Regions from separate parts of the Homo sapiens genome. Here all the other regions are linked to region 3. Evidence: read pairs that join two places in POLR2A ChIA-PET (ENCODE). Cell type or tissue: CD4-positive, alpha-beta T cell. All regions are shown on one strand. Each heading gives the region's core, and the rest is flanking DNA. Links, peaks and the distances in the headings are about the cores only.

Region 1 (7,413 bases), core at 2,171-6,170, 61 kb before region 3:
CATTGATTTAAAAAAAATCCTACACCTACATTTGCAATGGTTCAATCTTTCTAATAACCTAAATCAGTTAATTAAGACAAATTGTCGACTGAGTTAGTGAACATATTCAAGCTAGCTAGGGGTGTAGATAACTTCTAAATAGAGGATACACTGTAATGACTAGTTATTCCATACCTAGATTCTGTGCAGATAATTCTGCTCCTTGAAAGCAGAGATTACTATCTTTATATTCTGAGCACCTAGCATAGTGTAAACAGTCAATAAATGTGTTGAATGAGGATGGAGGGTAAATAAATCACACTACATGAAGGAAATATCTGTTGGCATTGAGAGGGAAAAAAACTGACGAGGGAGGAGGATGGGGAACTAAAGGTGACTGTGAGCTCTTTGCTGCCTTTGCTCCAGTGTTCCAGGGCTTCCTTACTTTTTGCAAAGCTCCAGGATCTGTATCCTTGCTGTGCTTGAACAGAGTTCAGGCAGCAGGGCAAGGGGCAGGGAGAGCAAAGTGGGAAGTCAGAAATCAGAGCAGCCCCGCAGCAGGGAAACTGCAGTGGTTGAGAGTCACAACCCCACCCTCCTGGGAGCACTGGCAGGAGTGAGGTGCCCAGGAAGCAGACAGAGGGGGAGGCAGCCAGTAAGGGGGCCTCCACCTACTTTTCAAAGAATCAAGAAGTCACACTGAAAGAAAAAAGGATTTAGCCTCCTCTTACACAAGGTCTTCTGTCTTCCTTTGAAAATGACTTTAGAAAAGAAAAGACAAGGTTGAAAAGGAACACAAAAGAAAGTCAGACTCCTGCCTAGAGAGTTAAAAACATGTTGGAAGAGCCAGTATAAATCAGCAGCTAATGCCAGTGCCTTTGGAAAGGACCCACTACCAGGGGTTCTGGAGGCTGGCCTGGTGACACTGTTTATTATACCCAGAAAAAAAATTCTTGGAAGTAAGGGCATAAATTGAAAGGCAACTCAATGACCCTCCTTCCCTCTGCTTTCCATATTCATACCTTTCCATTTTTCTGGAATACAGTAACATCTCCATGTCAAGCCAAAATGCCATCTCTTCCATGAAGCATTTCCGGATCACCAGAAGGATACTTTCTCTACATAGCTCTTAGATGTCACTTGTATAGTATATTCACTTACTCAACAGACACATATTGAATGTCTGCTATGTGCTAGGTATCTTTCTAGACACTAGGGATACAACAATTAAAAAAAAAAAAAAAGGCCTAGCACGGTGGCTCACACCTGTAATCCCAGCACTTTGGGAGGCTGAGGCGGGTGGATCATCTGAAGTCAGGAGTTCGAGACCAGCCTGGACAACATAGTGAAACCTTGCCTCTACTACAAATACAAAAATTAGCCAGGCATGGTGGCTTATGCCTGTAATCCCAGCTACTCGGGAGGCTGAGACAGAAGAATTGCTTGAACCCAGGAGGCGAAGGTTGCAGTGAGCTGAGATCGCACCATGGCACTCCAGCCTGAGTGACAGAGAGGGATTCCATCTCAAACAAACAAGCAAACGAAAAAACCAAGATGCAAATTCCTACATTTAGGGAACTTACGTTCTACTATAGTATATTGCACATTAAATTGGAGTTGTTGGCCGGGCAGGGTGGCTCACGCCTGTAATCCCAGCACTTTGGGATGCTGAGACAGGTGGATTGCTTGAGCATAGGAGTTCAAGACCAGCCTGGGCAAAATGGTAAAACACTGTCTCCACCAAAAACACAAAATTTAGCAGGGTGTGGTAGCATGTGCCTGTAGTTCCAGCTACTCAGGAGGCTGAGGTGGGAGGATCACTTGAGCCCAGAAGGGCAAGGTTGTAGTGAGCTGAGATGGCACTAATGCACACCAGCCTGGGCAACAGAATAAGACCCTGTCTCAAAAGAAAAAGAAAAAGAAAAAAGAAAGAAAGAAAAATAAAGTGAGTTATTGAAGTCTCCAACTATTATTGTTGAATTGTCTGTTTCTCCCTTCATTTCTGTCAGTTTTTGTTTCAAATATTTCAGTGACTCATATATTCAAATTGTTTTCAAAGGGATCTAAAAAAAGTGTGTCATGAGGTATTTCTTAAATTCCTGCTCATTTTTAACAAAATATAACAATTAGTAAAAGTAAAATAGATCAAGTATTTCCTCATTTGACTTTAATTTGCCAAAAAATAATGTGTAGTGATGAAAGCTACAACATAATTAATAAATTAGTAAATAGTAACCACACTATTCAGAATAACACTGCTCAATATAGAGAGTGGGTGAACAATACACTATTCCTTATACCAGGAAACTCCTAAAAAAGAGACTTGAGTTATAGGTTAGCTATTTCCTCATGGCAGACAAAACAGTTTCCATTATCCAGCTCATCTTTCCGCCCTTTCTCCCTCTTCTCACTCCTTTTCTCTTCTATTTAGCAAATATTTATTTTCTCATAAGCCTCAGAAAATCCTATCTGAAAGCAGGTATAAATTGAAAGCAGGTATAAAACATTCTTTGTAATTTGATTCCTTACTCACTGTATTAGTCTGTTCTCACGCTGCTAATAAAGGCATATCCGAGACTGGGTAATTTATAAAGGAAAGAAGTTTAATGGACTCACAGTTCTACATGCCTGGGGAGGCCTCACAATTATGGCAGAAGATGAAGGAGTAGCAAAGTCACATCTTACATGGCAGCAGGCAAGAGAGCTTGTGCAGGGGAACACCTCTTTATAAAACCATCAGATCATCTGGGCACGGTGGCTGACGCCAGTAATCCCAGCACTTTTGGAGGCCAAGGTGGGAGGATCACCTGAGGTCAGGAGTTCGAGGCCAGCCGGGCCAACATGGTGAAACACCATCTCTACTAAAAATACAAAAATTAGCTGGGGGTGGTGGCAGGCACCTGTAATCCCAGCTACTCAGGAGGCTGAGGCAGGAGAATTGCTTGAATCCAGAAGGCAGAGGTTGCAGTGAGCCAAGATCTCACCACTGCACTCCAGCCTGGGTGACAGAGTGAGACTCCATATCAAAACAAACAAACAAACAAACAAACAAAGCATCCGATCTCCTGAGACAGCAAGGGAAAGACCCGCCCCCATGATTCAATTACCTCCCACTGGGTCCCTCCCATGACATGTGGGAATTATGGGTGCTACAATTTAACATGAGATTTGTGTGGAGACACAGCCAAACCATATCACTCACCCTAATCAATCAACATTTCCTAAGTAGAATCACCTATGCTGAGCATTATGCCACCCTTCTTCCAAGTGAACCAAATCTGGCCCTGTTCTGCCAACAAATCCTAGTCTGAAGCCAGAGCCATTTTCTAAATCTCATATTTCCTGCCTAAGTATGGGGGAGTCATGGGCTTAGCTATAAAAATTCCTAAGACTAGGGTGGTATGAGTGAATGCAGGCTGGGCATAGCAGAAATGTAGCTCTGGCATCATAATTTCAGAATCAGTGACATCCTTAGAACGAAGTGCCCCCATCAATCTAACAAAGGAAACAAAACCCCAGCTTAATGTTTGCTTTAAGTTGCCATGATTTTCCTACAGACTCAGTGCTGCAAGTCAATCTTTACAAGTGTTTTTTCAGCCTGGGGGCAAGAAAATAAACAAGACCCCAAGAAGTGTTAGGAAAGGAGAAGACTTTTGAAACTCTACTCCTCCTCAGATGTTCCGAGATACACTGCTCCCTCAAGAATCTTAGTGAGTAGCTGTGGTTATGATGGACATGTGTAATACCCCTTTGCAAATGTTGGAATAAAAACAAAAATGAGAAACACTGATCTACCCTCACAAAAAATTTTGGCTCTTCTCAAGGATGATCTATATCCTATAGCTTCAGGACTAAAAACAGAAGCAGAGAGGTCACTAATTCATGTCATAACATCCAATTGCTCCGTCACCAATCTGCTGATCCTTTCACCAACCCACTGCATAACAGACGTTACATGGCCTTAAAAAAATCCTAGAACTCTGATCAGAAATAAGTTTCATTCATTATTAATGCTAACCTTTCTTTTTTTTATGGGAAAATGTTGTGAAATTGAATGAGAAAGACAGCAAATACACAGAGCAGATGCAACTCATTTCTGAGCCATGAACCGGACACAATACAAATTCACCTTTGCAGCTCTCTACCAACTGCTCATGCCCTCAGTAGAAAAGAAGTCATACATAATGTAGCAGTAAAACTGTTGACAGCATTCCATGGTCACAGAAGACCCCGCGAATTTGCTGCTGTGGACATGAGGATGTGATGTGCGAAGCAGGGCCTAATGAGATTTCGCATTTCTCTTAACAGTGTCCTGAAGGCAAGTTCTGGTACTTGCTTAACATCTGCAGTAATGTAAGGGATTATTGAAAGTAAGCTTTCTATTTCACACATTTTCTGTATCAGCTAAACACACATGCACTCACAAAATGCCATCATTTCCTTGTTAAATAATACTTAGATATTCAATTGTTCATGATCTTGGTAAACACATAAACAAATCATCTAGACTAGCGTGGCTCAAAATGCTCCTTTCAAACAAATATAAATTTATAAGTTTATGGGCTGGGAGCGGTGGCTCATGCCTGCAGTCCCAGCACTTTGGGAGGCCAAGGTGGGTGGATCACCTGAGATCAGGAGTTCAAGACCAGCCTGGCCAAATCGTGAAACCCTGTCTACTAAAAATACAAAAAAAAAAAAAAAAATTAGCCAGGTGTGGTAGCAGGCAACTGTAATCCTAGCTGAGGAGGCTGAAGCAAGAGAATCACTTGAACCTGGGAGGCAGAGGTTGCAGTGAGCCGAGATCATGCCATTGCACTCCAGCCTGGGTAACCAGAGCAAAACTCCATCTTAAAACAAAACAAAACAAAACAAAAATTGTAAGTTTATTCAAATTATGGATTCTTAAACTTCATGAATGACGGGGATGTAGTGGTTAATGTATGGGCTTTAGAGAGTTATGAAACCATTTAGAATCACATATGCATTGCTATGGATGAGGAGTCCATGACTCTCATCAAATTTTCAAGAGGTGAAATAACTTCAGAAAGGTTAAGAATCACTAATTTAGAGAAATAGGTGAATAGTCCAGTATATATTCAACTGTAATCTCATGACACAAGTAAGAAAAAGCAAACTATTATCAGTAATTTGTAGATGACCATATTAAACCCACAAATGAATAGATCTGAAATATTGGCCGTGTGAATTCTACCATTCAATTGAGTCAAGAATTTATCATATGAAGAAACTGAAATAGAGAATGCAGGTTGAAGCAAAGATAGGTAAAATTCTTGGGGCAAAATTTTAGCAATGCATCTTTTACCCTTCAAAAATATAGCTTTATTAAGCTATAATATGAAATAAATAGCATATATTTAAAGTGTACAACTGGATAAGTTTTGACTTATGTAAACACCTGTTCTTTCCTTCCAGAGTCGAGTAGTTTCCTCAGGCACATCAGCTGATCAGGACTCAGCTGACTACTTGAGGGGGCAGATCTCTAGAGGAGGCTCTCTGGGCAGCCCTTTTCTCTATTCTCTCTCCTACTTTATCCTAGGAACTCCAAATGCCTTGGTCTTCCCAGATTCTCAGCTCCATCACCTCAACCCAGGTAGTCTTCTGTGCTCTGTCTGGTTCCTCCTTTCTATGCTGCATCTTGAAAGTAAGCTGGGACAATGGTAAGGCTCACCTTGTTTCCCATCTCCCAGGGAACATATTGATAAAGTGCCTGATGCCCAGAGTCTTGTTTCATATATTTTGCCCTTTTTTATTGTTGTTGTTGCTTTTGTAGAAGGGTAAATCCTGACCCTGTTACTCCTCCCTGGCTTTTATCCTTTCAATAACTATCACACATCTAGAAGCCCCTTTACTCTTTAATACCAACCAAATAACTAGAACATATAATCCATAAACAACTTTAGCACCATTTACCTGTGCAGAAAGAAAAATAGCAGAGAGAAGATACCCCTGACTTTAACTTGCATATTTTTACTTGTCTTTCAAATTTTCCTTAATCATATCAGACATTTTCAGGGTTTATGATTATTTTTTGTCAAAAAGAAAACAAGAGGCTTAATTAAGGGAGTATTGAAATCAGCATATTTTAGAGAAAAACTTCTGAAATTTTGGTTACCTACAAATAACCATTACCAAATTATCAGATTCTCCAAATAGGAATGGAAATGGTTCATCTATCTCTTTCATTCCTTCCTTCACCTACTCCCTCCTCCCACCATACTCATCCCCCATATCATCTGAAATATGTCAGTTATACCACTTCTTAGCTTCCAACACAGCACTTTGAACTTTGAACAAACCAGAAACTCAGGGGCCTATACGCACCAGGCAGGTGATGTAAACAAGTAAAGTGGCTCACCACTTAATCTCTCTGAGATTCAGTTTCATTATCCATAAGATGTGGTTAGCCATGTCATCTACTTCCTAGAGTTGTTGTGAAGATTAAATGAGAAAAAGTTTAATCTTGGTAAATCCTAGAGTTTTACACCAATAAAAGTCATTTTTACCAATAAGAATTATCAGAATTAAACAAGCTATTGTAATATCCAAAACTATGATCCTGAAAGCATAAAGATTACATCCAATATTTCTGTTTAGAGGTCATATATTAGAAATATTTCCATCTAAATAAAACAGGTTGCGCCTAAATGGTTAATTCTTAAACATCTAGAAAAGGCAGAGCAATGAAGCCCCTGAAAATAAAAAATAGGTAAAATTTTAATGTAGTTTTCATTCCACCATGTAACCTGGCTTACACCTCTAATTACAAGACAGTCCTCTCTGGGAGGGTGATATGAGTTTCCTGCTTATTACTGTACTCCCTGCATCCAGCCCAGTGCTTAAGCCTAGTTGGGCATGATATTTATTGAAGAAATATATGAATGGATAGATGGCTAGATACATGGAATGAATGGTATGAATAACGAATCTCATTTTAACTAATTCTGTTTTAACATTGTTTTAAATCTGTTTTAACATTGTTTCCTCAGGAATGGAGTTTGGAATTCAGGTGGCTTTTTCTCAGATTACTTGAAGTTTGAGCAGTCCATGATTTATAATAGGCATATAACAAGTTCCCCGGGTGTTTAACATCATTAAATGTTCTTCTCTATCTGATAGATCCTTTTGCTAATATTAAACACACACACACACACACACACACAAATTAGGAAAAATGTGAAAACAGAAGAATTGTTTTAGTGTCATTGTTATCAAACTCTCAAGTAGGACACATTTTTAAAAATAAAATAGAATTTGGTAAAACTAAGTCTATAACAGTCACAACCATTGTGTAATTTTACCTTCATTCTACTACATTGTATAATTTTACCTTCATTCTACTACATTGTGTAATTTTACTTTCATTCTACTACCTGAAGCAAATAATTTCAATTCCTAATCCAAGTAGTTAGAAGT
Region 2 (7,663 bases), core at 1,896-5,895, 71 kb before region 3:
AAAATGTTCCTATTATTTGGTAAAAGCTATAATTGCAATGATTTCACTCAACACTATATTAGTAAGCCAAATTAATTGTGGATTCAGTTCAGAACATATATGCATTTTTTTCTGAGTGTATTTTTTATTTTAGCTTTGATCTTAACAATTTCTCTAAGACCATAAATTCTGTGAGGGCAGAAATTGTATTGCTCAGGTCACCTATCATAGCCCCTCATACATAACAGGCACATAAAAAAATGCCAATAATGATGACCCATGGCATGAAGCACAGGTATACAAGAACACCTTGCAGTTGAAATATTCCCATTTTAAGTTGTTAATATGAGAAAATTTTAAATTTTGACATACTGAAAATGTATATGTTATATATGGCTTTAATCATTTATTTTTTGTTTTTGTTTTCAGTCTGTCTTCAACAAAATGGATAAAAAAAGGAAGTTAATCTTTGGCAACACCATAAGCACAGTCTAAAGGCTCACAAAGCCACTCCCACTTATTTTCATATTCTACTTTGGAAAATGGATTTTGGGTTCTCTGAGTAGAAGCTGAAAAATAAATGCTGTGGTTTTGAGAACAGAACAAAAGCACTGAAGAGAAATTCAACAAAGGCTCTGAACCTTGTTTGTGTTCTGTAACACTGCTTCAAGGCAACATTTTTATTTTTAAATGTATGCCCTCATTTACACAGGAAATTAAGAAACAAACTCTCCGTGTCAGTGTCCCTGCTACTAAACAACCTAGCCATCAGCTGATTTACAATTGAGTCCTAATTGAACAGTTATGGTTTCAACTATATCAGCATATCTGCAAGTTCCTTAGATAAATATTCCAAGCATTTCCCATAGATTTTACAGGCAAAGTAAAAAGTAAAGAGAAACCTAGAGCAGGTAACATTTTGTAGACTACTTGGCATATCATTCTGCTTCCTTTCTTAGTTATATCTCATTTCTAATACATATTTTCAAAGACTTGCTATTTAAAATATAAATGCTTTCATTAACAAATGTTAAGAAACCAAATAAGAGGTTTTAGAGAAGTCACAGAGTCTTACATCTTTAGTAATGTAACTCAAAATTTGGTTTAACAATTATTTTCATGGAGATAGATCTTAACATCATGTTTAATCATTTTAATGGTTTTCGTCATTCACAGATTAGTATATTCATTTGGATGCCTTCAGACTAGATAAAGACAGGTAATCAAGCAGTACATCCTAACAGGTATAAGCAGGCAAACATGGATAGTTTCCATTAAAACTATGGAGATTTTATAATTTGACTCATTAGCATGCTTTTCTCAAAAAGCCTCTTACTACTGATCACAGTTTACGAAATTGTTGCGCTACAGGGAATGTATAGATCCAGGCCAAACAACTATTTTGCACAGAAAGAAACTGGGGTTTGTGGACATTTGATGAGATTCTGAAGGTCAAAGAACAAGCTAGGTCCTCCATCCAGGTACTTTGGAAGAAATCAGATAACTGAAGCTCATGCTAGTGTGAAAGGTAAGCTCAGTGAGCATAAAGGAAGCACAGAGTTACAATCATAGGTCATGTTTTGGCCGGAGAAAGGACATTCATGGTCTCAAGACTACAAACGTGGCAAAGTTTCAACTGAAGACAAGTTTGAGGTATAGCCTCAAAGTTTACTGCTTAATGAGGCCATCAGAGCTGGACAAAAAAAAAAAGGTCAAGATACAGACCCAGGTGTTGAAAGTGTCCCCAGCATGCGATGAGTCAGGTCCATTATCACTGTGGAAACCAAGGGAGTACTCCTGAGATCAGTAGATGAGAGTAATCCTTGGCAAAGGGCTGTAGAAGTGAGTGGCACTGACGAGAGGGTAGAGATGTGATAACAGGCAATGATTATGGAAAGAAAAAAAGTACCCACTAAATTTTAAAATATATGGTTCTAGTTGCCAGTGGAAAGAGAGAAAATCATGTGCTAGATTAATCATGTTGAATTATGAAGACTAAATTTTAGACAGACTGCCATTTGCTGAGAGCAGTATTCATTACTATCTGATTCAGTAACGCTTATAACTAAGTGGTCAGACTATATACCTAGAGAAATATTGCTCATGTCATTCTAAAGCCACATGCACCCAAACTGGACAGGTAGCTGTGTTATTATTAAAGAAAAAAGTACCCAAAAATGCATGCACAACAGATAGTTTCCTTCAGGAATGCAGTGCATTTGAAAAACAATTTTCTGAAGAAAAGAGTCCCCTTACTATGTCATTACTCTGAAATGAAGTCTAAGGGGGAGGGAGGCAATAAATGGAGAGCCTGTGGCCTTCTTTTCTGGACCAGGATCATTTCTTATAGCTGAGTAATCATACCCTTAGCCAATATGATGTGAGAGTTTGCAGCTTTGCTACTGGGCAAGGAACGAATTCTGAAACCATGCTGCACTGAAGACGGCAACAACTGACAAGAGTGTCAGTGAGTGTTTTCTCTATATGAGTGAATAAACAAATGAAAACAAATAAATTACTCATTTACTTGTGTGATTTTGATAGGCTATGAATCAATTCTCACCAGGAAGAAAATGTGCCTTGGGTGGGGAAGGGTATGCCCTAAGCTAGAAATTGCTATGGCTCTGGTAGGAGAGCGAGCACAAAATTCTTATGACATTGCCATTTCCTGCCATCCTGTATTTCTCTCTGGGACTTCACAGCTGGGCAGCATATTACTGGAGCCCACTTTTCCAGAACCATTTCTACTCATGTGTGGAAGGCAAGAGAAGGTAAGTATGTCCATTTTCATCCCCCTGTCTATATTGAGTAACAGATATTTATGGAGTTCGAGTGGGAAAAAAGGTACAGGGAGAGAGAATTCTATTAGTTGAGGAGCTGAAATGTAATGCAGATCAAAGGTACAGGGATAAAATAAATTTCTATGGCTATTTCAGGTAAAATTTGATATGGCTAATTTTCATATGCACCATTTCTGATGAGATGTCCAAGCACGAGTTTTCAGAGTAACAATGCAATTATTTCCATTATCATTTTGAATTTATATTGTTATTCTTCCTTTAAGGAGTTTGAGTACCTCATACAATGTTGCAATTACTTTCAGAAATGACTCACTATAGTGCGAACAGTATTTCATAATAATGCAGCCAATAAAATAAAAACAAATATAAATTTCACCTAGGCAAATAAACATGAATGCATTCAGTTCCTCTACATTATACTTTTTCAATTTACAATGAAATAATTCACATATAGTAATATTTATATATGATATTAACATAGGGGCAAATGAAACATAGTTGATAAAGACACAATCCTGACTTTTAAAAAAATTTAAACCAACCTTAACAGAAATTATGTTTTAGAAGGCCAATAAATATAGATTTAGAGCGACTATTTATACATTACATATGTGGTAGCTATTCTGGAGTTTTAGGTAAGTTAGGGTGGACACATGTTTATAGGATCACAGAACAGAAATTTCAGAGATGAATGGGTCCAATCACTTTAGCTTACAGATTTATTAGTAAAGGCTTTAGCCCCTAACTTGCCGATGAGGAAATGAAAGCTGAGAGGGTTCACTGTATCTTATTTTTTCAGAACTTGTTCAAGCTTGTTGGGAGTTAGAAAATAACGAACATCCTAAATTATTGTAAGAAAATTTGCAATTAGGAAGAGGAAGGGCTTCCATATAGCTTATGTGCACTGCAGCTTTCATTCATTCAGCACAATTGTACTGCATACCTGACGTATTATACATTGCACTAGGTACAAGAACTATAGCAGTGAGCTAGATTGGTATGATTCCTAAATTCATGAACCCCACAATCCACTGAGAGAAACAAACAAGGAGAGAGGGCCTTAGAAGACCCCTAGATAAAGATTATATAAGGGAAAAGTACCTAAGGACAGATGAGGCTGTTGTGGTAAACATGTGTGAGACTGCAAAAGACCTTATAAGCCACGATAATAACTTCAGTATTAGTACTAAGAGCAATTGAGAACCACTTAAGAGTTTTATGTAAGAGGTAGACATGAGCAAATCATATTTTATAAATATGTTTCTGACTGAAGGAGGCAAGTCAAGGCAGGCAGGCTGGCCAATGAAAAGGCTTCTACAACACTTTAAGGCAGAACATGAAGTCTTGCACAAGGAAAGTAGCAATAAGGACAGAAAGAAACAGGCTTACTTTTCGAGGTAAGACTGAAAGAATTGGGTGACTGCCTGGATGGGAGGTGTGAGGGAGATGAAAACGGAAGGAGGGTGTGCAAGTTTCTGTTTTAGTAAGTGGGTGAACAGGAAGCCATTCAACATAAAAAGGAACACAGAAGGAGGAGAAGAGGAGGATTTGAGTGCAAGCAGGTTATGTTCACAGGCATCACTCCAAACTAACTCCTCCCACATACAAACTCCCATATATGCCCCTTGCCTACAAGTGGAAAAAATCATTCATTTTACAGTGAAGTAGAATGATTCCCTGTAACTTAGGCAATATTATAGAGTAAAATCTTAATTATGTATATCTTTTATTCGTTTAGTTTATCTGTGGTATATCTTGATTAAACATTAAGTAGACTGCTTATTTTTTTTTTCTTTTTTAAAAAACAAGTCTGGTTTACCACCTCATATAGCTTTCATCTTACCAAGAAAATTCTTTGAAAGACAAACATGTAAAAAGTTCCCTCATATCAAGGAGGTCTTGACCTAGGGGTCAAGTCAGGAAAACTGGACATATTTCCAGCTTCTCAAGTCATATATTCACAGCAAAACTTCATTATTTTGCTGGCAATTACTTTTCAGAAAAGTAGGCATATCCATAATCAAATATAAGTACAAACAGGCCAGGTGTGGTGCCTCACGCCTATAATCCCAACACTTTGGGAGGCCGAGGGAGGCAGATCACTTGAGGCCGGGAGTTTGAGACCAGTCTGGACAACATGGCAAAACCCCAAAAATACAAAAATTAGCCAGGCATTGTGGCGCATGCCTGTAATCACAGCTACTCAGAAGGCTGAGGCACGAAAATTGCTTGAACCTGGGAGGCAGAGGTTGCAGTGAGCCGAGATTGCATCATTGCACTCCAGCTTTGGCAGGAGAGTGAGACTCTGTGTCAAAAGAAAAAAAAATTGTGTGTGTATATATATATACACACACACATACACACACACTTATGTATGTACAAATTACATTTTAAATGCAAATATAAATGACTCCTGGATTAATCTTTGAATCACTGAACTCTGTTTTTATCATAAGTTGACTATTTAAAAGGCTTTTGGAATGATTTCTTGGATATGAAATGAAAAGCACAGACAACAAAAGCAAAAACAGACAAATGGAACTACATCAAACTTTAAAACTTTTGTGCATCAAAGGACACAGTCAACAGAGTGAAAGGTAATCTATGGAATGGGAAAAAAAATCATATATTTGATGAGGGGCTAATATAAAGAATATTCAAAAACCTCTTATATGCAACAACAACAAAAAACCAAATAAGCCATCTAAAAATTGGCAAAGGACTTGAATAGATATTTCTGCAAATATGACATACAAATGGCCAACAAGCTTGTGAAAATGCAAATCAAAACCACAGTGAGATATCATCCCACACCCACCCATTAGGATCACACCTATCAAACAAAAGAAAACACAAAAATAATAAGTGTTGTCAAAGATGTGGAGAATTGGAGCCCTGGTGCCCTGTTGGTGGCACTGTAAAATGGTGCATCCTCTATGGAATACAGTAAGGAGGTTCCTCAAAAAATTAAGATTAAAATTACCATATGATTCAGCAATGCCATCTCTGGGTATATACACAAAGGAATGAAAACCAAAGTCTTAAAGAGATATTTTCACACCCATGTTCACAGCAGCAATAGTCACAATAGCCAAGAGACAGAAGCAACCCAAATGTCCATTACCAGAAGAATGGACAAACAAATGTGATATGTACGTACAATGAAATCTTATTCAGCTTTAAAAAGGAAGGATAGCCTATCATGTAATAAAACATAGATGAACTTTGAAAACGTTATGCTGAGTGAAATAAGTCAGTCACAAGAAGACAAATACTGTATGATTCCATTTAAATGAGGTATCTAAACTAGTTAATATCATAGATACAGCAAGTAGAATGGTGGTTACCAGTGGCAAGAGACAGGAGGAAAGAGGGAGCTTTTTTAAAATGGGCATAGAGTTTTAGATTTGCAAAATGAAAAAGTTCTGCAGACCTGTTTTAAAACAACGTGAATATACTTAACACTACTAAAAAGTATACTTGCAAATGGTTAAGAGGGTAAATTTTGCTGTGTTTTTCACCACAATAGAAAAAAGGGCCACTTATTGTTTGAGTCTATCTACATGAAATGTCCAAGACAGGCAAATCAGTAGAGACAGAAAGTAGATTGGCAGTTGCTTAGAGCTGAGGAAACTGGCGGTAAATGGAGAGTGAATGCTAATAGGTAGAGGGTTTCTTTAGGGGGTAATGAAAATATTCTTGTATTAAATATTGCGGACAGTCCCAGAACTCTGTGAATATATTAAGACCACTGAATTGAATGATTTAAAAAAAAAACTTTTCGATGCTAGTGATTGACACACTTGTGTTGCCTTTTATATAGCCTCTCTCAAACACCAAAGACTCTTAAGCAATTCCCCACTTCAAACACTCTTAAGAAATATTATAAAGTAGTTCCTTCAGATATCTCAACAACTATTTTCTTAGATCCAATGCATTCAACTCCCTAGGAATCCTCAGACAACAAACTAAAATGTAGCACTAATAATGTTATGCTAAGAACAATGGCATAATGCCAGAAAATTTCAAGGATAAAAATATGAAATTCTCTTGCCTGAGATTTAGTGTGCATTGCAAAAAACAACTATATGTATCAGCCAGCTTGAGTAAGATGTTTTGACATCTTATCTCAACATCTAAAATTAAAACTACGTCTTCACTTTGCACTAAAAGCCTTGTGTTTCATCTAGGTTAAACTCAGATAAGAATATAGAATGAAGATTAGCTACATGGATGTTACTTGAATATTGTCTTCCTTCCCTGTCAAACTTGAAAAAAAGTCCAGTAATTATATATATAATAATTTATATATAAATTAATATATTTATATTTTTATATGATATATATTTTTATATATTTATATTTTATATAATATATATTTTACATTATATTTCAGATAATTATATATAATAAATATATATATTTATGTAGTTTATACTATATATTTTATAATATATATTTTATGTATTTTATATTATATATGTATATATTATATATTATAATATATAGTATATATAATATATAATACATACATATACATATATGTATATATGTACTATATATTATATATAATATATACATATATATAATGCATATATATTATGTGCATATATACATATATTAAACATATATAATATATAAATTATATTTCTATATTATATATAATTTTATATATATTTATATATAAAATATATATATTATATATATTATATAAATATAGTTTATATATGCATATATAATATATACTATATAATATATAATATATACTATATATTATATATAATATATAGTATATATTATATATAATATATATTATATAATATATTACATATAATATATATTATATATAATATATATTATATATAATTATATATATATTTATA
Region 3 (7,663 bases), core at 2,373-6,372:
ATTATACATATATACTGATAATTTGGATAATAACTAAAGTCTCCATTTGTCTTCAAATTATAATCTCCTATGGTTTGAATGTGTCCCCAAACTTCATGTGTTGAAAGCTTGATCCCCAAATTCATATACTGATGGCACTTGGAGGTGGGGCCTTTTGGAGGAAATTTGGTTTAGATAAAGTCATTAGAGCTGAGCTCCCATAATGAGACTGGTAGCTTTATAAGAAGAGAAAGAGAGACCTGAGCAGGCATGCTCTTGCTCTTTTACCATGTGATGCCCTCTGCCATGTGTGATGTCATAAGGTCCTTATTAGATGCAGCCCCTTACCTTGAACTTCGCAGCCTCCAGAACTACAAAAAAAAAAATGTCATTTCTTTATAAATTACCCAGTCTATGGTATTCTGTTACAGCAACAGAAAATGGACTAAGACACAATTCCTTTGTTCTATGAACAAATTTAAGTCTTCTAAACAGTACTTACTTCTCCAAACAAAATGATGCTTGGTGTTAATTGAAATGTAGGACTGTTACAGTGGACTGCAGATCTTATTGCTGCAGGCAGAAACAGAATTATAATGAATATCTCATGTTCTGTGGTACTTGGAGGCATTTTGAAAACTCTTCCATTAAGAGAATAAAATACAAACATAACCACTGTACTTGAAACAAAACAAGGGCTGTTAGATTTGACTCAATCCTTTCAATGCAATTTTATCCAATATATATATGTAAACATACACACACACACGTATATACTTATATACACATGTATATTCTTATATACATAAATATATGTATATTCTTATATACATGTGTGTATTATATATTATGTGTGTATAATATATAATGTGTGTATAATATATATTACATATGTGTGTATGTATACACACAGAATATTTCAAAAAAGATTATAAGTGATTGAAAGGACATGGAAAAATTAGACTTTTTAGCTAATTGTCTAAGACAGTTAAACATTTGCTGTTTCCATCATTCTACACTCAATTAAGCCAGGCTAAGGATCATCTTATAAATGCTGACTTTGTTGTATTTTTCTCATATCAAACAATTCAGTTCAATCTCCTCTTACTAAATGCTTACTATACGCTAGGCATTGTGCTGAGGACCAGGAATACAAAGATGCAGACATCCTGTTCACTGCCAAATTTTGACAAGGGACCAAATATATATCCATTTTACAAACAGAAACTTCATAGTAAGTTTCAGTATTAGAATTTTCTTGTCAGCAGCCATGATATCTAAACTGCTAAATATATACCCTAAGTAAATATTCTATAAGCACATCAGATCAGAAACAGCTGGCAGCTTCAGGCTGTTCATTTCAAAATGAATTGAAGACCTGTAATCAGACTAGTGAGGATATTATTGATAGGATAAGTATTTGTGTACTTTCACATGAATAAACTTTCTTCTTTCATGCTTTCAAATTTAGGGCCTTTTTAGTGGTGTTGGGATGCCCCATTAAATGCTAGAAAACTATTTAGTTTATCCTTAGTCAATTCTACTGAATTTGGCACCTCTTAAATTTGGTTGAGGAAGAAATCTGCAAAAGACAATTACATGAAATATATGTTTATTAAAAATGCGAGACTGCCAATATATTTAAGGAAAAAAGAAAATGTAAAAACAAACAAACAAAAGACTTTCTTCTGACAATGCTGTGTTAGTGTTTCACATTTATAATTTTTTAGTATTAATCTGTAAGAATCCATGAAAGAAATAAACTTGTACTTGCTTATTGTGCCTGTTTCTAGATTTTAGACATGCTAGCACCTCTTTGTAACAGTGGTCTTCCAAAGAGAGACTTGACCAACCTGTGCACAGAGGGAGTGTCCTTAGTGCAGTGCTAAAGCTCTGGGCTATGAGTCCAAAGATCTCATTCATTCATAGACTCTTTTGCAGGCAAGACACTAACTGCTATGACAGTCAGCAAAAAGTAAAACAACAAGTAATCTATACATATTTATTAATTTCTGCATTTGTGGATTAACTGTGTTGATACATCTCTCGTTTGCTGAAAGGATTAAAGTAGCTCAACACAGAGGTAAGAATGACTTCCTCCTGTGACTTTCTATATGGGTGTAGAGGTGGCAACCTCTGACTAGGTGTCTGCATAGCAAATTGTATACTTTTAAAATAACGTCATTGACCATATCAAAAACAGGGAGAGGGATGATAAAGAATATACTGTAATGAAAGTCCCGCAAACCCTACTTTCCAGAGTGAGGAAGAAAGAATGATTGCCTGATATTTTAAGTAGGAGCTGCTTTCTTTGCTGTAGGTTGGCAGAAGCTGGAGAGTGGAGCAGGAGTCTCCTAGAAGCAGTGTTTTCTCACTCCAAATCTGAGTTGGATGCTCATTAATGAGCACCAAGCACCAGTTTGCAGTAGCCATTCTGAATTTAACAGTAACCATTTGGAGGCTACAAATCCTGAGGTCTGACTCTGAACATGTGTTTGTTTATTGGCACAGGGATAGCACTACACCATTTAGTTATAAAGTACAACGGAGCAAATCTACATTAATATGAGAATCCATATTTTGTCCTGCTTTTTCTATATGTCACACTTCTCAGTGAGACCCTAACAAGAGCAGGAATTAAGAATAGGTCAGAAGAACATCTGCTTTTCTTATTTTGATTACGTGGGCAAGCAAAGGAATTTGCTTTTATAACACCAAAATAACTTGGAATGCGGCAAAAATAAACGCACCTTCTGTCTCATGGAATGTTATTACAGTACAACGCTTTGTGAATGCTTGTTGGCATTTTCAAGCATTTTTTGTTCTCCTCATTTCTTTCTCAGCTCCATAATGCAATCCTCATGGTTTGAGCACTAGACTTCAAATGAGACATCTATTCAGAGAGTGTTCAGACAAAACGAGTGGTTTCCTTAGTAATGGGAACTATGTGAAAGCCTTCAGCACAGCCCCTTCAGACAGCCAGGCTTCTCCCAGGCTTGTGGTTCACACATAGGCTCTCAGTGAGCATTATACAGCTGGGGAGCACCCCCAAAGTCTAAACTGACCAAAGCACTGAATATTCATTGCATTTCTAATCAAATGTACCCTTTATAAAAGGTTAAAGATGTAAGAAGTGCTCTTAATGGCGAGGGTTAATTTGCTCATTTTCTGCATCATGTCTATGGAATGGAAAGAAAGATAAGCGATTTTGCCAAAAAAAAAAAAAAAAAAATGACACGTGTTGCTCTTTTGTTTGATTGTATTTTACATTTCCTTACCTTAAAAACCTAAGCCTGTCCTATTCTTGTTCCTTCTATGCCTAAAGACTACTACTCTGATTTTCCAGTTTTCTGCATAACAATCATCTTCAATAAAGCTTTGAAACTCTGCTATTAAAACAGGGTGCAAATGTTGCCTTTTGTAGTCTCAAATATATTTAAAATATAGTAAAGTAGTTTCATGTATACCAATGTTGAAGTTTTATGTATGTGTATCGATCCATTTTGTTATTTAGTTTCAGGACGACACAATAATTAGAAAAAGAGCTGGATAATACAATTGTCATTCATCTTAAATATTGACTCTTAAAGGCAGACAAATAACAACAACTATCCAAAATAAAAACCAACATGAAAATAATAAAAAATTATCTCAGCTGATATAATGTTTGCCTTTGAGGAATAATGATTTATAGATACCTTCACACTATGTTAATCATCCAATTAGGAGAATAAAAATATTGTCAAACATTTTGGGGTTGAAAAACATGAGGTATAGCTAAATTGTTAGTCTTCTACCATGAATATTTTTTGTCAATCTGGTTACACATAAGCAAACACAGGAAGCAAAAGTTAAGCTATAAAACCCGCAAAGGAGAGGAGAACGAGGGCCTCAAAAGATCACTGAAGAGAAGAAAATACAGTTTTAAGACTGTTGGCTTTGAAGCCTGACTTGCATTCTAGCTTTCCTTCTTCACTAGCGTGACAACTGTAGAAGTTCACCAACCCCAGTTTCCTCTTCTGTGAAAAGGGGAAAGTCCCTGACTGCCTCACGGTACTGTAAGAATGAAACCATATGTGTGCAGGGTCTACCAAGTTTCAGTGTCTTGCATCGAGTTAAACTCAACAAATGCTATTTAATATTATTCTAGGTACTTTAATTTCAGCATACATAATTTCTGCATGTGTACAGCTATGCATATTTTAAAATCTGATCTATTTCATTGTGGTTTGTGGATAGCTCAAGGAAAATCATTTCTATTTTCTGAATAATACCAATAATAAATATAACAACAAAAATACTAAATTTGCTGTCAAGAAATAATTGAACTGAGGAATGAAGAGTGAACAGTAAGAAGTAGGCTTGCTAAACACAAGTGTGAGCCTGACTGTGTTGTGGAGGAAGGGAAGAATGGACTAGAAGGTATGAGATTGGAAGCAAGAAAGATGAACTAGAAAAGATGAGACTGGAAGCAGGGAAGTTAGGAGAAATTGCAGCAGCCAAGGTAAGAGACGATGAATATCTAGCAGACAGAGAAGATAATTTAAGAAAACTTCAGAGTAAAATCAAGTTGTATATGGTGAAATGCAAGATATGAGGCACAAGATCCAAAGTTCCTGTAATTCTCTAGGTAACGAGGCAGCAGCAGAAATAAAATTAAAAAAAAAAAAAAAAAAGAAAGGAAAAAAGAAGAAAGCCAGTTTAGGGGAGCGCTTAAGAGGTCAGCTTTAGACACGTAGAGTACAGAGTGCCTGGGGATCACGCAAGTAGAGACATTTACCAGACAATTGGAGGGAAGGATTGATAGGTAGAAAGATAGATAGACGGATGGATGGATGGATGCACGGATAAAGAGACTGATTAATTTTACTTGCAAGAGCACTGATATAGGTTTGAAAGTAGTAATTACATAGTAGTAGAGACAATATTATCTAAGAGAGCATATAAAGAACAGTAGGCAAAAGAACAAGCCTAGGATAAATACTTAAGAGGTAGATGAACCCACAATGACAAGAGACAGAATGTGCAGACAAGCATGAAGATGACTTAGGAGGCTTTGATGTGCAATAACCAAATTGGGAGGGCACTGGTTGAGATTCCAAAGCAGAATTTCAGTAACAAGTTTGGATTAGAAATCAGAGAAAAGTCAACTGACAAAGTAGGTAGAAAGTGATGATATGATTGTAGCAAATATTGATAGCTCTTCTGAGAAACTTAATGTGAGGAGAACAGAGAAGGAAAGATAGATGAGGGTTCAGGATTAAAGGGATGATTGTTGTTATTATAGTATGAGTAACAAGTAAATGTATGGATTTTGTGGAAATATTGCTAGATATTGTTTCACATCGCTAGAAAAGGAGTAAAAGTCAATCCCCTGAGTGAAAAGAATGGAGAGAGACATAGAGAAAAGCCAAGATGAGAGACCTTTTTGGATCTACAGAGAAATATAAGGAGAAACATAGGGAAGAATAAAGGAATCTGAGGAAGAGACAGAGAAAAAAATTTGTCTCATTGATTCCTGACATGTCATCCTTGATTGTGAATTTCTTGGCATAGTGAGATTACTTTTGTTCTTCAAATGATTCGTATCTTTCATTAAAAGTAAGACCTTTGGGTATATACACAGTAATGGGATTGCTGAGTCAAATGGTATTTCTGCCTTTAGGTCTTTGTGGAATCACTGTCTTCCAAAGCAGTTGAACTAATTTACACTCCCAACAACAGTGTAAAAGTGTTCCTTTTTCTCCACAACCTCGTCAGTAGATTGAAGCTAGTTGATTAGGATATTTAGCTGTTAACTAAATTTTTGTGGGTTTGCGTCCCATTAATCTAGTAAGGACTCAGTAAGGTGTTTTTTGACTTTTTTAATAGTAGCCATTCTGACTGATGTGGGATGGTACCACATTGTGGTTTCTATTTCCATTTCTGTAATGACCAGTGATGCTGAGCTATTTTTCACATGATTGTTGGCTGCACATATTTCTTTTTTTGAGAAGTGTCTGTTCATATCCTTTGACCGCTTTTTATAAAGACACATGCACATGTATGTTCACTGCAGCACTATTCACAACAGCAAAGATATGAAACCAACCTAAATGCCCATCAGTGATAGACTGGATAAAGAAAATGTGGTACATAAACACCAAGGAATACTATGCAGCCATTAAAAAAGAACAAGATCATGTCTGTTGCAGGGACATGGATGCAGCTGGAGGCTACCATCCTTAGCAAACTAATGCAGGAACAGAAAACCAAATACCACATGTTCTCACTTATAAGTGGGGGCTAAGTGATGAAAAATCAACAGCCACTGGTGCCTCCTGGAGGGTTAAGAGTGGGAGGAGGGGGAGGATCAGAAAAAACAACTAATGGCTACTAGGGTTAATATGTGAGTGATGAAATAACATGCACAAAACCCCGCCCCATGCCCCATGTTTACCTTTGTAACAAACCTGCACATATACCCCTGAACTTAAAATAAAAGTATTTAAAAAAAAGACGTGGACTGGTACTGTGGCTCATGTCTGTAATCCCAGCCATTTGGAAGGCCGAGGTGGAAGGTTCGCTTGAGAGCAGGCTGGGCAGCATAGAGAGACCCCATCTCTACTCAAAGAAAAAAAAAAGAAAAAAAAAAAAGAAAAAGAAAAATCAGCAGGATATGGTGGCTTGTGCCTGTGGTCCTAGCTACTCTGGAAGCTGAGGTAGGAGGAACATTTGAGCCCAGGATTTCGAGGTTATTGCAGTGAACTATGATCATGCCATTGCACGCCAGCCTGGGCAACAGAGCAAAAACTGTCTCAAAAATAAAGAAAAAAAAATTAAAATTAAAACAAAACCTATAGGTAAATAAGAACCTCTGTTTTTCTCCAATTCTACTTTCCAAAACTCCTTTGAAAAAGAAAATGAGAACTCTGACCCAACTTGCTTTAGTTCAACATTCTAACAAACAGTCAGTAGTACTACTACTCACCTTACATCATGTTTCTAACTGAATTGAGAACTAATCTGTTATTAGAATTAGACCACAAAGGACAAAGTCATTGAAGACCTTCCTAGCACAATGTCAGCCCCTCACCATCAGTGACTCATTCATATGTATTTAGCTTTCTGAGCATATCGACTCATTTTTTCCACTAGGCACTGCATTTCTTCAGAGCTCTACTTCTCAAATCATGACAGCAATAAAAATTCCGTCATCAAACCTGAACAACCACTACTGTATAAAAGCAACCACTGTCTTGTGCATAAAACTAATTCCTTTTTAAAAATAGTATTTTATTTTTGGCATCCCTTGTTGCTGACTATATTGCATTGGTTGGCTCAGCCATCCATCAAGCATTCATTTATTTTACAAGTGAATATTGAGTACCTTGTGCAGTAGAAAGAGCTTTGGCTCTGTAAGCAGACAGAACTGAGTTCAAATTTTAGCCTCATTATTTAATAGTTTTGGGACATTGGGCAAGTAAGCTAGCTTCTTTCAGCCAATGTTTCTACACTGCCAATTGAAGGTAAAAATATCTATCTTTGCCGGGCGCGGTGGCTCACGCCTGTAATCTCAGCACTTTGGGAGGCTGTGGCGGGCTGATCACGAGGTCAGGAGATCGAGACCATCATGGATAACATGGTGAAACCCCATGTCTACTAAAAATACAAAAAATTTGCAGGGCATGGTGGCACGCGCCTA
Region 4 (7,663 bases), core at 643-4,642, 54 kb before region 3:
TCTCATTTGCTGAATTCTCTTGAGGGTCTAGACAGATACAAGAGAAACGAAGGCTGATGTTGTGTTGCTTATGTATTGTAATAATATTAGTGATGTTATATATTTTACAAAATACATCACAATTATTTGTTCTTTGAATATCTAAAAATATTTAGTTCACTGAATTTCACAGATAAAATAGCACAATCTAAAATGACTAGAATGACTCAATAATGATGTGGTTGCGGGAAGGAGGCAGAGAGAAAAAGAAACACTAATTTTATGTGAATGAAACTGCAGACCATTTTCTGTCACTGGGACGGCTAAAGTCATTTAGTGGGAACTTCCTGGTTTCTTCTCGGAGGGGATTCTGGAGGTACACAGGGTAGAAATGCTCTTGGTCTACAGACACAGTGAAGAGCTTGCAAAAATGACTACTATGCAAGTTTCATTTTCGACTGATAAATGGTAGAGATTATTGAGTATCTACTATGTACAGGGAAGTCTAATACTGTTTCTCTATGTGTTACACAATATTCAGGCACATATCTTGATATATCTAAATGAAGAACAAAGAAATCTCAACTTTACATTTCATGGGGCAGAAGACTCAGAATAGGACGAAATCTAAATTCACAGACTAAAGCGGTATTATTGTTTATAATCACAAAAGCTTGACAACTTAGAAAGACAGACTAGGAGAAATGATTCCTGAAAAATGAAAGGCAAAAGCAAATGAAACATTTAATAAGGAAATTTAAATTCATGGGTTAAAAATAAGTCATATATTTTACCTTAAAACTCATTTTAAGATAAATTTTCTTGAAGTGTATAGTTTCAAGGTTCATATGGTTAAAAGTTTAAGAAGTTCAAAAACAAATGGAAGAAATAAATTTAAACGAAAGAATAATAGTATAACAATTGTTAATCAACCTTCCTACACAAATTAAACAATTTAAATGAGATTTTTTCAACGTTAGCCAAAGCTTGGTAAAGTAGACTTACATTGACAAGTCTAATAACCATTAACTTGGTAAGTCTGTCATATTTTATGAGATTAAGCACACTCATACTGAGCACAGGGTCAGTGATAAACAGCAAATACTGTATATTGTTTGGCATGAAACTTTTCCCTTGGACTCTCCCACATTCTCTCTCTTCCACTCTTCAGTCTACATATTATACAAATTAGATCTTGCAATCAGCATAGGGAAATCTCATTACTGCTGAATATACTTAATAATCATCTTCTTTCTAAACAAAGATAACAGCAAACAGCTCTGAGGAAATGTTTATGCAAAGAAAAAGCTATGTAGTTTATTTCTAATGAAGATGGTATGACTGTCTGCATAACAGGTTATTAAATACACCATCAAAAGGAGATTCTCTAAAAAAATAAACTATGTTGAATTTCAAGATGGGCCTCATTATTTAAGAAGTCATTTCCCTAACAGTTTCTAGATGATGCTAACATACCAAACTTTTAGTTAGTATTCCATGGTTTTCCTTGCATTCTTTCTTTTCTCTTAATATCACACTATGTTGCTAAAGAAAAGGTTATGTATTTTAAAAGAATAAATGACATACATCTGCATATAAAATGATTGGATTTGACATAAGGAAGAAATCTTATGAGCAAGACTGTGAAAACTAAGCTGCAAAATAAGATTTTCTTCAAATGTCACTGGACTCTGAACCTCCCTTTTAAGAAAATCAGAAATACATCTAATGGATTAGAATATATAGTGCATCAATTAAAATTATACTTACATAAAATATCTATTAGCCTTCTAAAAGAATACTGCTTTAAAAATATTGCAGAAACTATCCAGACATGACTAATGGGAACAAATATGATTCTTCTAAGTAGTTATAAATCAGCTGTCATGATAAAATAGTCACTTATTGCTTGAGTTCTCAATAGATTTAAAAGTCATGGACATTGATCCAATTTCCATAAACCACTGCATAACCTAGGTACAACACAGAGTTTAACAGCTTTCATGGGACATAGTTCAAGGATGGTCAAACAGAGAATTACATCAGGGAAGGATCTGGTTTCAGCTCACTGGGAGCAACAGAGATGAGAGCCGGCAATATCTTCACACTTTTCAAAGTGCTCTTGTGGGTGGTTGGGCCCTCTAGGGAAGTACTCTCTCCATATTGGAGGTGAAAAAATGGAAACATAAAAAGGTCAAGTGACATATTTAGATCAAACTATTAGTAAGCCACTGAAGAGATACAGGTAGCTATTTCTTTGCATCAGGTGGCTCTGACCAGAGAGGAATCAACTTTCAAAGATTTGTTTTAACCTAAGATCCAAAGGTTTTCACTGAAGTCATCCAGACTACCTAAATTACCCTATCAATGTCTACAGTCCATTAGTGATGGTCAAATGTCTTCTGGCTTTTTTGTCATGAATCTAAAAATAGTAAGCCTACCAAGTTAGAAGAAAATGAAATGACTGTTATAGTTAGAAAACAAGGTATTTGGGTATTTCAATGTATTGCTCATCATTTTCCATACCAGCTATAATTTCAGCCACTTCAATCCAGCAACACATTTCTGAAACTACTGAAGGAGTCAACCTCATCTTACTGATTTTTAAGAAAATTATTGCTAGTCAAACGGAAGAACAGCTTTAAAAACACTGACAGCATAAGTGGCTTCTGGCAGGATTCCAGATCATGCTTCTTGGGCAATGTGAAAAGGGAACAAAAAGGCAGTCACTTAAATGAGACAGTGAGAGAATCACAAATCATAGAATCCCAAAACCCAGTGGTCACAACTGTTCCTTCTCCCAAGTTCCTGATTCTTTCCAGAAAGCCAGACTGTAGCTCATTCCAGCTCATTACCACAAAAGGAATATTGGATTCTGCCCCAGGAGAGACTCAATCTCAAGAGCCAAATCACAATGACAAAGATGTGCAGAGTTCAGGATTGAACCTATTGCATCTAATCACTAGCAGAAAATCAGACCACTGAGGCAATTGTTTTAAATATTAGTCACTTCCTACACTTCCTCCATCATCTAAAATTTTTTTAAAATGTGAAAAAAAAGCCTATAATATGTGCTAAAAACTGATGCTACTTAAAAAAAAACTGTTTTCCTTTCATTGAACAAACTCTTCTTTCCTTATTTCCCCATTTAATGTGAAAACATATGATCTCATAATGAATGCCAACAGATGATATACTTAGTTTTATTATTATGAAGTATTTTTTATTCCTTTCTCTTCCTTCACATGGGATCTGTACAGTTAAAATATCTACACAACAAACATGAGGAAGTCAGAGAAGATGCCAATTTGACTGTGATTAAAGATTTAGCTATGTAGTCCCTAAAGAAATTGCACTGAGTTGCTATCCCCAAGACTCCAGAGGTTCCTTTGTAGTAGAGGTGAGCTATGAAGTTCTCAACTATGAAAGGTTAATACAAATGTATTCACTTTATTTATATTAGTAAAACAGGATTAACTACATAGTTACCCACTGTATTTACTATACTTTAGAGCAAAAATGCATACAGTAGGAACAATAAATAAAAGCAAAAGTATATATATGTGTATGTGTGTACATACATATGTGTGTATATGTGTCTGTGTATATATGTATGTGTGTATATACATATGTGTGTGTATGTGTGTGTGTGTGTGTATATATATATATATATATATATATATATATATATATATATAAAATATATATACACGAGAATTAGACAAGTAAATGGATGCCATAGGATGGGAACCAGATTTCTCACTGTTAGAGTGAGAGGTTAGAGGTAAGCAAGGGAGAGTGATTAGAATCATCCATATGGTGATGAATTATGGTAGGAGACACAGTATGAACACATGTTTAGCTTAATATAGATACAGATAATTACATATAGTAATGTTTATAGTTATATGTATACACACAGGTTAGTAATCTATGCTTGTATTTCTTCGTTCTGTCAGCTGAGAGGGCCTAGAAGCAATCACATATCAGTAGCAATGAGCATACCTAGTGCCCAGACCTTGGTTTCTAACATCACTCCCCAATAAAAGGCATCCATGCTCCTTGAGAAAAGGGATGCTTCTAGGACAAGAACAGGAAATATAAAAAGTGAGCCTGGAACATTTTGTAGTGCTAGAAAATAAGGGGTGTAGGGGTGTGTGTGTGTGTGTGTGTGTGTGTGAGAGAAAGAGAAATCCTATATTGATGTGGATATGTCAAAGGGACACCAAAGCCAACTAAAACAGCTCCCAATGGCCAAAGCTGAAATAATTTAATGACCAAAATTTTAAAAACATATCGGATTATAACAAAAAGTGTAAAATAAATATCCACAAGCCTACACAGATATAAATAAATGACTGAATACATAAATGAATGAAGATAAAGAGGCAAGTATATCCAACGGAGGAAATCCAAATGATTTATGCCTATACTCTGCCCTCAAAGAGGAAGAGAATACCTCTCCACTCCTTGAGTGTGGGCTGCTCATAGTGACTATCTTCTGAAAATTATAGTATAGAAAGAAGAGAAAAATAATAACTTTACAGTGCAGAAACCTGGCAAACATTATTTCAGCCAGGTGATCAAGGTGATAAATCATGTTGACAATATGTACCCTTGATACATAATGAAAAGGCACTTTACCTCTGTGGTCTTACTCCAGAAAAAACCTATAATGCCGCTATGACCATGAAAAACACCAGAGATTTTTTTTTTTTTTTTTTTTTTGAGACAGGGTCTCACTCTGTCACCGAGGCTGGAGTGCAGTGGTGCGACTTCAGCTCACTGCAACCTCCGCCTCCTGGGCTGAAGCAGTCATCCCACCTCAGCCACCCAAGTAGCTGGAACGACAAGTGGGCATGACCATGCCTGGCTAATTTTTTTGTATTTTTAGTAGAGACAAGGTTTCGCTATGTTGCCTAGGCAGATCTCAAACTTCTGGGCTTAAGGTATCCGCCTATCTTGGCCTCCCACAGTGCTGGGATTACAGGCATGAGCCACCGCATCTGACCTGGACCATTAGTACTGGCAAAAGAATGGAAAAGCAGATCAATAGAATAGAATGGAGAGCCTAGAATTATGTGTAGACCTACATAAATATGATAAACTGATCCTTGACAAATGACTTCATTAAAACTAAAAACTTCTGCTCTATGAAAAGCACTGTTAAGAAAATGAAAAACCAAGCCACAGCCTGGGAGAAAATATTTTCAAAGCACACATCTGATAAATGACTTATATCCAAAATATAAAAAGAGCTGTTAAAATTTAACAATAAGGAAACAATCCAGTTAAAAAATGGGCAAAACAGGGCAGAGTCCAGTGGCTTACACCTGTAATCCCAGCACTTTGGGTGGTCAAGGTGGGCAGATCACTTGAAGTCAGGACTTTGACATCAACCTCACCAGTATGGTGAAACCCCCTCCCTACTAAAAATACAAAAATTAGCCAGGCATAGTGGTGGATGCCTGTAATCCTAGCTACTCAGGAGGCTGAGGCAGGAGAATTGCTTGAATCCAGGAGGTGGAGGCTGCAGTGAGCCAAGATTGCTCCACTGCATTCAAGCCTGGGTGACACAGCAAGACTCCATTTCAAAAAATAAATAAATAGGCCGGGTGTGGTGGCTCATGCCTGTAATTCCAGCACTTTGGGAAGCAGAGGTGGGCAGATCACCCGAGGTCCGGAGTTCGAGACTAGCCTAGCCAACATGGTGAAACGCCATCTCTACCACAAATACAAAAATTAGCTGGGCATGGTGGCATGTGCCTATAATCCCTGCTACTCAGGAGGCTGAGTCATGAGAATCACTTGAACCTGGGAGGCAGAGGCTGCAGTGAGCTGAGATCGTGCCACTGCACTCCAGCCTGGGTGACAGAGCGAAACTCCATCTCAAATAATAAATAAATTAAAATAAGTAAATAGATAAATAAAAATAAGAATGGGCAAAAGATATGGATGCCCTATCTAAAATGAATACATATGACAAGTATATGAAATGTTCAATATCATATGTCATTTGATAATTGCTAATTAAAACAATTAGATACTATTACACATTCAACCGTGACTAAAACCCAAAACACTGACTACAGCAAATGCTGACAAAGATGTGGAACAATAGGAACTCTCACTCATTGCTGGTGGGAATGCAAAGTGGCACAGCCACTTTGAAAGAGGGTTTGGCAGTTTCTAACAAAACTAAATAGACTCTCATCATATGATCCATCAATTGTGCTCCTTGTTATTTATTCAAATAAGTTAAAAATTTATGTCCATACAACAGCCCTCACAGGACTGTTTATAGCAGCTTTATTCATAATTGCCAAAACTTGTAAACAACTAAGATATCCTTCAATAGTAAACAAACTGTGATACATCCATACAACAGAATATTACTCAGCAATAAAAAGAAGTAAGCTATTAAGTCATGAAAAATCATGGAAGAACCATTAATGTATATTGCTTAGTGAAATATGGCAATCTGAGGAAGCTACATACTATGTAATTCCAACTATATGACATTCTGATATTTATGCATGAGACATGAAAACATATCAATACAAAAACTTGTAGTTAATATTCATAGCAGTGTTATTTACAATAGCCCCAAACTATAAATAACCCAAAGGCCCATCAACAGATTAACAGATAAATAAATAGTGGTAATATCCATATTATGGAACATTGCTCAGCTATAAAATAAAATAGATCACTGAGAATAAACTATAGTGACATAAAGCACATCAGTAGTTGCCAGGTGGTAGGTGTGATGGGAGAAGAATAACTGCAAAAAGGAAGAGAAGGAGTATGGGAAGTGACGTGAATGCTTTTTATGTTGAATTTTTTATAATATATTGAAATGTACACATAAAATTAATGAATTTCACTGTAGGTAAATTATATTTCAATAATGATGATTAAAAATAAAGTAGTTACAAAATGAGGAGGGGGAATGCAGCAATCACGTATTCAATTCTTCCTTGACACAAGGTTGTATAAAGGAGTTGAAGTACAAAGATGAATTAAGATAAAATTCTTACCCTGCAGTGAATTTACAGTCTAGTAAAAAAAGACAGACATGTACACAATCAGTGTAATATAACTATGGTAAGTATAATAATGGAGTTATAAACAGAATTTTATAGGCATAGGGGAAAGGCATTAATTATACAAGATTCAGAGAAACCTTGCAAAGAATTACGAATGAGTTGCGTCTTAAGAGGTGATTAGAATTTCAGCAAGTGATGTTTCCTAACCAATCATAAGGTATATTTCATAGTTATTTTCCTCTATATTTATCTATTCATCCATTGATCTATCCTTCCCTCCACCTATCTATCCACCCATCTATGCCTAGGGAAAGGAAGGGCTGTAGAGAAAATTCTATATTGCGGTATATAGCAATATCTAGGGATTAAGTTTGTACCATAAGAATTTGTTATTTTGTATTTTATGTCTAATAATTTCTGCACAGCAGTTAGAATAAATTTATGCTGTATAGAACTGCATATTTACTTTACCTTAGCAGCAAAAACTTAAATGTGATCCTCTCAGAAACTTATCTACTTCAAAGGGTAGCCTAGAGCTAAAACAGGCTAATGACCATAACAGCACCAGAAACTCGTTCCAGCACCTACAACAATACTTAATACTTAGTAAGAGCTGAGTAAACATTGTTGAATAA

What was found. Peaks named below come from ENCODE experiments on the same cell type or tissue, not always from the same donor. Only the 100,000 strongest peaks of a DNase experiment are listed, where the experiment ranks them.
Region 1: POLR2A ChIA-PET joins it to region 3 with 55 read pairs; 7 of 35 experiments call an interaction of 5 or more read pairs at or near these places.
Region 2: POLR2A ChIA-PET joins it to region 3 with 67 read pairs; 9 of 35 experiments call an interaction of 5 or more read pairs at or near these places.
Region 4: POLR2A ChIA-PET joins it to region 3 with 25 read pairs; 7 of 35 experiments call an interaction of 5 or more read pairs at or near these places.

Annotation. Positions count from the first base shown.
Region 1 is chr7:111,018,879-111,026,291 of GRCh38, forward strand. The region is part of intron 3 of IMMP2L (inner mitochondrial membrane peptidase subunit 2); the gene reads right to left. Among named protein-coding and RNA genes, the nearest start is that of LRRN3, 69 kb to the right of the region's middle. In CD4-positive, alpha-beta T cell, for the core only: no CTCF peak of the experiment used is centred there; no DNase peak of the experiment used is centred there.
Region 2 is chr7:111,009,263-111,016,925 of GRCh38, forward strand. All of the region lies in intron 3 of IMMP2L (inner mitochondrial membrane peptidase subunit 2), which reads right to left. Among named protein-coding and RNA genes, the nearest start is that of LRRN3, 78 kb to the right of the region's middle. In CD4-positive, alpha-beta T cell, for the core only: no CTCF peak of the experiment used is centred there; a DNase peak (open chromatin) is centred at 4,259; H3K4me3 peaks cover 1,109 bases; H3K27ac peaks cover 2,640 bases.
Region 3 is chr7:111,079,664-111,087,326 of GRCh38, forward strand. The region is part of intron 3 of IMMP2L (inner mitochondrial membrane peptidase subunit 2); the gene reads right to left. Among named protein-coding and RNA genes, the nearest start is that of LRRN3, 7.6 kb to the right of the region's middle. In CD4-positive, alpha-beta T cell, for the core only: no CTCF peak of the experiment used is centred there; a DNase peak (open chromatin) is centred at 3,968; H3K4me3 peaks cover 661 bases; H3K27ac peaks cover 2,163 bases.
Region 4 is chr7:111,027,250-111,034,912 of GRCh38, forward strand. All of the region lies in intron 3 of IMMP2L (inner mitochondrial membrane peptidase subunit 2), which reads right to left. Among named protein-coding and RNA genes, the nearest start is that of LRRN3, 60 kb to the right of the region's middle. In CD4-positive, alpha-beta T cell, for the core only: no CTCF peak of the experiment used is centred there; a DNase peak (open chromatin) is centred at 2,662.